2 separate regions of the Mus musculus genome follow, and region 1 is linked to region 2. The links are chromatin contacts, found by POLR2A ChIA-PET in ENCODE. All regions are on one chromosome and are shown on one strand. Each heading gives the region's core, a stretch centred on a gene start or an enhancer-like site at or near the end of the contact. The rest is flanking DNA. Distances are from core to core; before and after follow the strand shown. Region 1 overlaps Stab2 (stabilin 2). Region 2 holds the start of Nt5dc3 (5'-nucleotidase domain containing 3).

Region 1 (4,144 bases), core at 1,463-3,962, 100 kb after region 2:
TTCCATACATAGACACACCCCATATACTACACATACACACACAATACACTATACACACCATATACCACAAACATGCCATACACACAGACATACACACCATATATCATACACACATATACCTCATATGCCACACACACACACAAACACACACATGCCATACATACCACTCATATCCACTGTATACCACATACATATACGATACATATATTACACACTACAAACACACCATCCATATACCATTCCACACATCCACACACCACACATAGTATGTCATAGTCACCATGCTCTGTATATGCATGTCACTCTACACACCTTATATCCACACTTACATTACAACACATACATGACCCACAGTCATCTCATTCTGTATACCACTCATACCATAAAGGTCCCTTCACACACCAACCCAAAGCACGGCAATGCTCTGTAATCTTACATGCTCTGTGCTCCTGACATCTATCACCATATTTAATTTTGTAATAACTTGGATAGAGTTGGTGTCCTTATTGTTTTCCAGACCCAGAGTGATGCATAGGAAAGTGACATCACAGACAAGGGGAGGTCTAAGAGGGTCAAACCCTTGCCAAGGAACAACCCCCGTAAAGGAGAGAATTGACTTCATAAAACTGTCCTCTGACTTCCAAACACATTTACCAACATTCAGCACCCCCTCCACTAATAAATTAAAAAAAAACTTTATAAAAAATACCAAGGAGGAAAAGTGACATCACTCCGTGTCACAGTGCCACTCCTGGGCAGAGTTCAATTTCAAACGCAGATGTTTCTGACTCTAGAGCTAGGCCAGTCCTAACTGTGACACCCTCCCCAGGCCGTAGGAATTTCCCTGGGCAAAGTTCTTTTCATTGCAACTGATTTATTTGCAAGTCCCCCGCAACTGGGATTCTCAGCAGTTTGGGAAGTGGAGTTGACTTCCTGGAGACTTGTCATTACCGAATGGATGCTGCCACGGCAGACGATTCCATCACCCGTGTAGTCTGGCTTGCAGGTACATGTCCTTTGATCTTGTTCTGTGTGATTGCAGAAGGCAAATGGACTGCAGCCGCCGTTATTCTGGTAAAGTTGCCAAGAAGTGGAGGAGGGATTTGGTCAGAGTAGGAAGTTAGTCAATTTTTGCTAAGCAATTTTGTGCTGAAATTCATTGAATATTACAGTTCAGTGGTAGAATACTTATTTGTCCTGTGCAAAGGCTGTGCTAAATCCCTAGTAACACACACACACACACACACACACACACACACACAGGCATGTGCATGCGCATAAATGCACACACATTTTGTCTTACTCCCCAACTTTGACCAGTCTTCCTTGCCTTTTTCGGACTTGCCTTACAGCCCCTTGGTTGTGGGTCATTATGTATGCAACCTTCTCTCACGAGACAGCAGGCTTGTATAACCAGATCTCTAGCCCTCCGTGGATAAGCACTCTGCATGGTTGACAGTTCCCATATTTAGGCCGAACTCTGATTTGGTCATAGGAAAGATGACAGAAAGCCACTAGGAAATGGAACCTATTGCCTTGTGCTCAAGAGCTCATGAGCCGTGGAAGAGCAGGCTAAAATACAAACACAGCTCAAGTGAGCTGCCATGGCGGCATCTCCACAGCCTCTGCTCCTGAGCAGCCTCCAGTGAGGAAGGAACTCGGAGCCAGGAAAAGCAGATCTATCCAGGAGCAGAGGAGCCATCAGACAGGCTTAATGCCTGCTGCGAGATCTTCCTGTCTCCTAGACTCTTTTCCAAAATACGTTCTGAGTAAAATGCTTGTCAGCATCCTAGAATCCTACCCCAAGAGGATAAAGTTCTGTTTGCTGCTTAGAAAAGCAAGCTCCTAAGCTTCCAGCCAATGAACCTGAACTTTGATAGCTGCAATACCCAGCAAACTCCAAGACCATACAGAAGAGTCTGGTCTTGTCACAGCCCTCTTGATTTCTGTCAACTCCAGAGGTCTAGGGGCTGTGGGTTATCCCCCCCCCCCCACCATGAGGGCACTCACTCCGTGTGGTTCTGGATACTTGTTCTCTGACCCACTCCTTCCTGCCCTCACCTAGTGCTCTCTACTCTTGAAACTGGCATCGAGGTTCTCTCTCTCTCTCTCTCTCTCTCTCTCTCTCTCTCTCTCTCTCTCCCTCTCCCTCTCCCTCTCCCTCTCCCTCTCCCTCTCCCTCTCCCTCTCCCTCTCCCTCTCCCTCTCCCTCTCCCTCTCCCTCTCTCTCTCTCTCTCTCTCCCTTTCCCTCATTTTCGCTCACTCAGCCTGTCATGACACACCAAGAAGGCATGTACCACAAGCTGGCATCCTGACCTTGGCTTCTAGAGTATGAGAATTAAATTTCTGTTCAGTTACTGAGGATTCTGTTGCAGCAGCACTAGAGGGACAGAGACTGTTTTGGAACGACCTCTCAGATGGGCCCACTGCCTGGCTCTTGGCACTTGGGGAGAAACACATGATCCTTGGGCAGCTCCACAACTATTTTGTTTGCTTATCCTGATGTTTAAAGAGTTTTTGCCTTCTCCTCTGAGTGATTACCATCATTTAAAAACTGAAAAAAAATCCACATTAAAATTTCTGTTCTTCTTACACAGCCAACACTGGCTGGCACTACTCAGAGCATCAGGGATCTGAGGCTCCGGAGATGGCATTCATTAGAGAGGCACCAAGTCTTCCAGCTTCCTGCTGGGTTCCCTGTTCCGCCCCTAATGACTTTGGAATTGAGAGCTAATTCCTGAACATTAGCTTGCAAGAGGGCAGCAAATGGCCTCTGGGCCTCCCTGGCAGCTATGTCCTAAGTCTTTGGCCAAAACAACACAGAACCACTATCAAATAGAGCCGGCTAGGCTGCCATTCTCATAACAACAGCCCCACATCCCAGCTGCCTCTGTGTCCTAGCTTCTTTATTGTCCTTATGATCACTGTTCTCCTGAGCTGGCCAGACAAAAACAAGGAGGCAAAGAGAGCTGCTCGGTGAGGGAGGGTTCAACTACAGTGGTCAATTTGGTTCTCCCAGCATCCACTGGGAGTGCACACGTAAAACAGTGCATCAAGGTGCTTGGTCTACAGTGAGGCCTAGAGTTAGACAGCTGTGGGTTCGAGCTCTGGTTTTGTCTTATTCTAGTTCTGTGATCTCAGATAAGGATCTTTTTTTCCTGCCAGCCAGAGGCAGGAAAGATTGTATCCACTCCAAACATGGCTAAGTCCTTAAGCCCTAGGTACCTGTCTGTGATTGTGACTTTCTTTAGAAAAGGATCTTCGTAGATGTCATTAAGGGTCTTGAGATGAGGTTTTTAAACTCACAGGTGTCTGTATAAGAACAAAAGGTGGAAGGAGAGAGGGAGGGTGAGAAAGAGAGAAAGAGAGAGGGAGAGACAGACATAGACACACAGATACACAGACACACAGACACACAGACACACAGACACAGACACAGACATAAACTGTAGTTTGCAGCTACAGCCAGGAATACCAGAGTCACTAGCAGCTGCAAGAGGCAAGGAGGCTGCCCCAGAGCCTTCAGAAACATCCTCGCTGACACTGCTTTTAGATTTATGATTCAAGAATCACATATAAAATTTTGTACCTAGCCTATGGTTACATTTTACAGCAGCCCTATTCTGATGGTGAGTTTGAACTGTCAATCTAGACTCAGCAATGGAGACCATGCATTAATTCATTACTTTCTGATCTTGGCTGTGGATATAATGTCACCAGTTCTCTCAAGCTCCCACCACTGTGACTTCTCTGCAGTGGTGGACTGTGACCTGGAACTGTGACCCAGATAAACCCCCTTTGCCCTAGTTTGCTGTGTTAGGGTAATTTTATCATGCAATAGGAAATGAAACTAAAATGCCTTGGAAAACAATTCACTGCTAGTCTTTTCATCAGCAAGTTGGGGGTAATTAGTCCTTGTCTCATTGGGGAGCAGAAGAATTGAATGAGAGAAATCATCAGTGTGTATAAATGTCATGTTGATCCAGGTTGTCAGAGGCCTGGATGACCCCAGTGTCCCAGATGTGACATGCCAGGGCATCAGGCATACTCCACTGGAGGCCTGGGCCTGGGATAGGTTGAGCAGCAGTAGATAGTTTATCCAGTTTCAGACTTAGTGAGATCCTGCTTGTTTGGTACAGCATA
Region 2 (3,893 bases), core at 944-3,443:
TAAGGAATAAAAATAATTTTGGGCTGTTTTGTACTTTGAGTTTTTACTCATTTCTCTTGAAAGGCGTATGTGTGTGTGTGGTACAAGTGTGCACACACGTGTTTGTGTGTAGGTCAGAGGTCGATGTCAGTGTTCTCGTGCTTTCCCCCTTATTTTTTGAGATCTCACTGAAACCTGGAGCTCGGGGATTCTATTCGCCTAGTAGTCAGTGAGCACCAGGGGGCTTCCTGTCTCTCCGTTCTTTGTGCTGAGGCCATAGGAACTGGCTGTCATTTTTTTATAGCAGTGCTGGCGCGTGCTCGCAAGCTCTTAACAGACTACGCCAGGTCCCTAGCACCTATTTTGGATTCTTTCATCAGATATTTTCTTTTAACTCTGCAGGAGTGGTCACTATCCAGGTCTGGGGATTCAGTTTTCTTACTCTCTTATAACGCTGTATCTGGTTTTAGTTACAAAGGGTGGGTTTCAAGTGATCCACGTTTCTATGGTAAGTACAACAATCGTGATTCCACAGGGTCCTATAGTCTAAGAGAATATATAGAAGCACTCTTACCAATCGTAATTTAAAAAAAAATTCTATAGTATATTTTGACTTAAAAATTCACCTAAGTAAAATTGATGATTGTTATCACCAAAACTTTTTATTAGTAAAAATAAGAAAAGATAGGAAGTGAAATGTCCTCAAGTCATAAAGGAAGCTTTTAATGACCAGAGCCCATGGATTTGATAGCATATCGATTTGCACATTTTATTGTCCTCCAATTTTATCACTGATCCATAAAACATTAACCTGTAACAGTTAAGGATTACTTTCTAGCTACCGTCCTCCCTACCACCCAACAGAAGAGGGGACTCAGCTCTGTGACGATAGGCAAGCAATCTCACCTCTGTTGTGCCTCGGTTTCATTGTGTTTAAAGGAGAGACGCGGTACGTTCCTTTTAAGACAGCTGGGAAGAGTGTATGCGATAAAATATACAGCCAGCTTTCTATTAATGGTTTTCATTATCAGTCAGGGACTAGCTCCAGTGTCATCACCTTCCACAAAAACATCTGACTCTTCCAGCCCACAACTTGAGTCGCTAATGCTTGGGGTTGTCTCACACTGTGCCTTGTCTGTCCTCTCATTATTCTAGCCATTCCCACTATAACCGCCCCCCCCTACTCAGTGGTCACCATGGGATACTTTGGGAATTTCTTGGGGCCCAGTGTTTCTCAGGTAGGTCTTGAATTGGTGATAGAAAGTCCCGCAGGAGCGGCATGGAATAAGTGCAGTTAAGCAAGTGAGTGGAACAGGTACCAAGCGTGCTGCCAGCGTGGGCAGGAGACTGCTAATCATGTCCGGAGGACCTCTCTGGAGGTGGGAACCCGGCTTTCCAGAGGCCTGCACTGTTAAGGAAATTTACATTTATCGGGAGTCTTCAGGGGCAGGATCTTGCAGACGACTTTAGACCTCGAGTGTAATCTCGGCCCAGCAACTCTTTAAAGGGCAACTCTTGGATAGGCCCAAGCTCAGCCTCAGGGCAGTCTCAGAGAGGCACCTGAGATCCAGGAGATACCTGCAGAAGCCTTTGACACGGAGTGGGTCGCATTCCAGAGACTGGGATCAGAGATGGATAGTGCGTACACTCATCAGTGCAATCAGAATTGGGGCCCGCCACGGAAGGCAAGAGGAAGGTAGAGCAGAGTCTTGCTGGCAGCGATAGGGTCGGAGATGAGTCATCCTAGCCCGTGTGACTTCAACCACCCTCCGCCCCCTCCTGCCTCGCGGGTCAGGAAGTGACCGCAGCCGACCGGGCGCTGAGCCCTGGCAGCTCCGGCCACGCCCAACCCGCTTTCTCTAAGGCCTCGCCCTTGACTCCGCCTTTGACTCAACCCAGACTCCGTCCCACTCCATTTCCACAGGCCCACACCTGACCCAGCCTCTAACTGGCCTAGGCCCCCGGCTCTGTCTCCCCAGGTTCGGTCCCTGACTCTGCCTCTGACGCAATCGAGATGGTCCAACTCATTCTCTCTCTAGACCCTATTCTTTACTCAGCCGGGGCATTCCTCTTTCCAACCAGGCCCCGCCCCTGACCCAGCTCAGGCCCCACCCATCCCGCAGCTCCTAGCCTAATCCTTGACCCCGCCTCCTGCTTCCCTCTAGAACCCGCCCACCTCCCCAGCCTCGCCCCCGGCTCCGCCCCACCGTGGGTGGTTCTTGGGCCGCGCCGGCACTTGCTCAGACGTAGGAACTGCCGGCGTGCGTCCCGGAGCCTCGCGACGCTGGCCATCCGTGCCACTGGCAGCTTAGAGGCAGCATGGCCACGGTGGCAGCGGCGGCCCGCGGGGCCGGGGCGAGGGCGGCGGCAGGGCTGCGGAGTTGCGGCGGGGCCGTGGCTCGAGAACGACCGCGCTCGGGCTGCGCTCGGCGCCTGTGCTCTGCCCCGGCTGCCCCGGCTGCCGTGGACATGAAAAGCTACCTGTGGGCGCGCTACCACGAGGCGAAGAGGAGCACGGACGGTGAGTGCGTGTCCCAGCTTGCGCCGCCCACTCGAGGACCCCTCGGGTCCCCCGCACCCTGCCTCTGTCGCGCGGCCCCCGCGGGGAAGGCGACTCTAAAACTTCGCAACTCTTTTTTGGCTTTCCCCCGCCGGGGAAGCTATTTCATACCTGGGGATTGTTAAATCTGGAGTGTACATCGCAAGTGCTCTGGGCCGCTGCGAGAGTTCCAAGGGCGTCGGTAGGAAGACATTCCCCCAAACACCGTTAGGTGTCATTCACCCTGGGAATGGTAGTAGCAGCCCAGCTTGCTGCCGCGCTGTCCTAGACAGGCTCCAGCGCAGGCGACTGGGTCAGGAGGATGAGCCGGTCTCCCTTTTGCAGGGTGGAGTAGATAAAATGTGCTGTTTGAAAGGGGAGGGTGGTCTGGTTATCCACCGCCCTCTGCGAGGAGAAGAGGAATACTTGTGGTCAGGTGAACTGAGAAAGAGCTTGGCTGGGCGGTTAGGGAATCGGAGAAGGAATGGAAAGAGGAACCAGATTATAATAGTATCAGGTATTGATGTCGACTCTGAATCGCCCATAGCCTCCGGAGGAGGGGGTCATGTCCATTATGTAGACGGGAAGGGCGAGCAAGGGGCCTAAGCAAAAACTGATTTTGACTCAGGGTCGGGAATCCATTGTCCTGTGTGTTGCTTTGTGCTTCTTGCAGTCAAACGTTTGGAACCTGGAGTAAAGGGCCAGTGAAGCACAGACACTGAAGCTGTCAGAGGACACTGGGATTTGGGGAGGGGGTGGTTTGGGGAGGGTGCTACATGAGGAAGGGGGTTGGTGAGGGAACGTTTTTGTAGGATTTCCATTTGCATCTTTGGCCACATGCCTGTTCAAGTGAAACAAAACCCACCTGGAATATCTTCACAACACATTCCGAGGTGTAAGCAATGGAGACTTCTTTGAAAGAGTGGCTTATTGGTTTTGGCCAGGCAAGTGTTTTGAGATGGGTTGTGTATTCCAGGCCTTAAAGTCATGAGTCTCCTGTGTGTTCTATCCTTCCAGGCGGGCGGGAACCACCATTCCAGGCAAACGTGTGTCCTGTCAGGGCCCTGTCAGCTCTTCTCTCTTGCTTAGTTTCCTCTTTCTTTTTGGTCTTTTTGAGACAGGGTTTTAAGGTAACCTTAAACTTGAAGCAATCCTCCTGCCTCAGTCTTTCAAGTGCTGGAGTTATAGACACGAACCACTCACTACTCCTGTCTTTTGTTTTTCTTTTCTTTTGTTTTGTTTTGTTTTGGTTTTTTTTGTTTTTGTTTTTTGTTTTTTTTAAGACAGGATTTTTCTCTGTAGTCCTGGAACTCACTCTGTAGACCTGGGTGGCCTCGAACTCAGAGAGATCTCATGTCTCTCTCCTGGAATCCTG

Evidence for each region. ChIA-PET counts read pairs that join two places held with the same protein, here RNA polymerase II (POLR2A).
Region 1: POLR2A ChIA-PET joins it to region 2 with 19 read pairs in Patski. The contact joins the enhancer-like site here to the promoter of Nt5dc3 in region 2. POLR2A ChIA-PET finds 5 or more read pairs at or near these places in 2 of 5 experiments (Patski and embryonic stem cell).

The regions. Positions count from the first base shown.
Region 1 is chr10:86,877,879-86,882,022 of GRCm38, forward strand. It overlaps Stab2 (stabilin 2), which reads right to left. Exons shown (of 69, transcript NM_138673.3): 45 at 952-1,071. Among named protein-coding and RNA genes, the nearest start is that of Gm16271, 92 kb to the right of the region's middle. Within about 2 kb of position 2,713, at least 1 of the 3 ENCODE cell types and tissues checked has a DNase peak (open chromatin) inside an H3K27ac peak, as active enhancers do.
Region 2 is chr10:86,776,812-86,780,704 of GRCm38, forward strand. Nt5dc3 (5'-nucleotidase domain containing 3) reads left to right here and starts at 2,194. Exons shown (of 14, transcript NM_175331.3): 1 at 2,194-2,500. The coding sequence starts at 2,299. Ttc41 (tetratricopeptide repeat domain 41) reads left to right here. Exons shown (of 16, transcript NM_001003910.2): 16 at 1-32. The coding sequence ends at 10.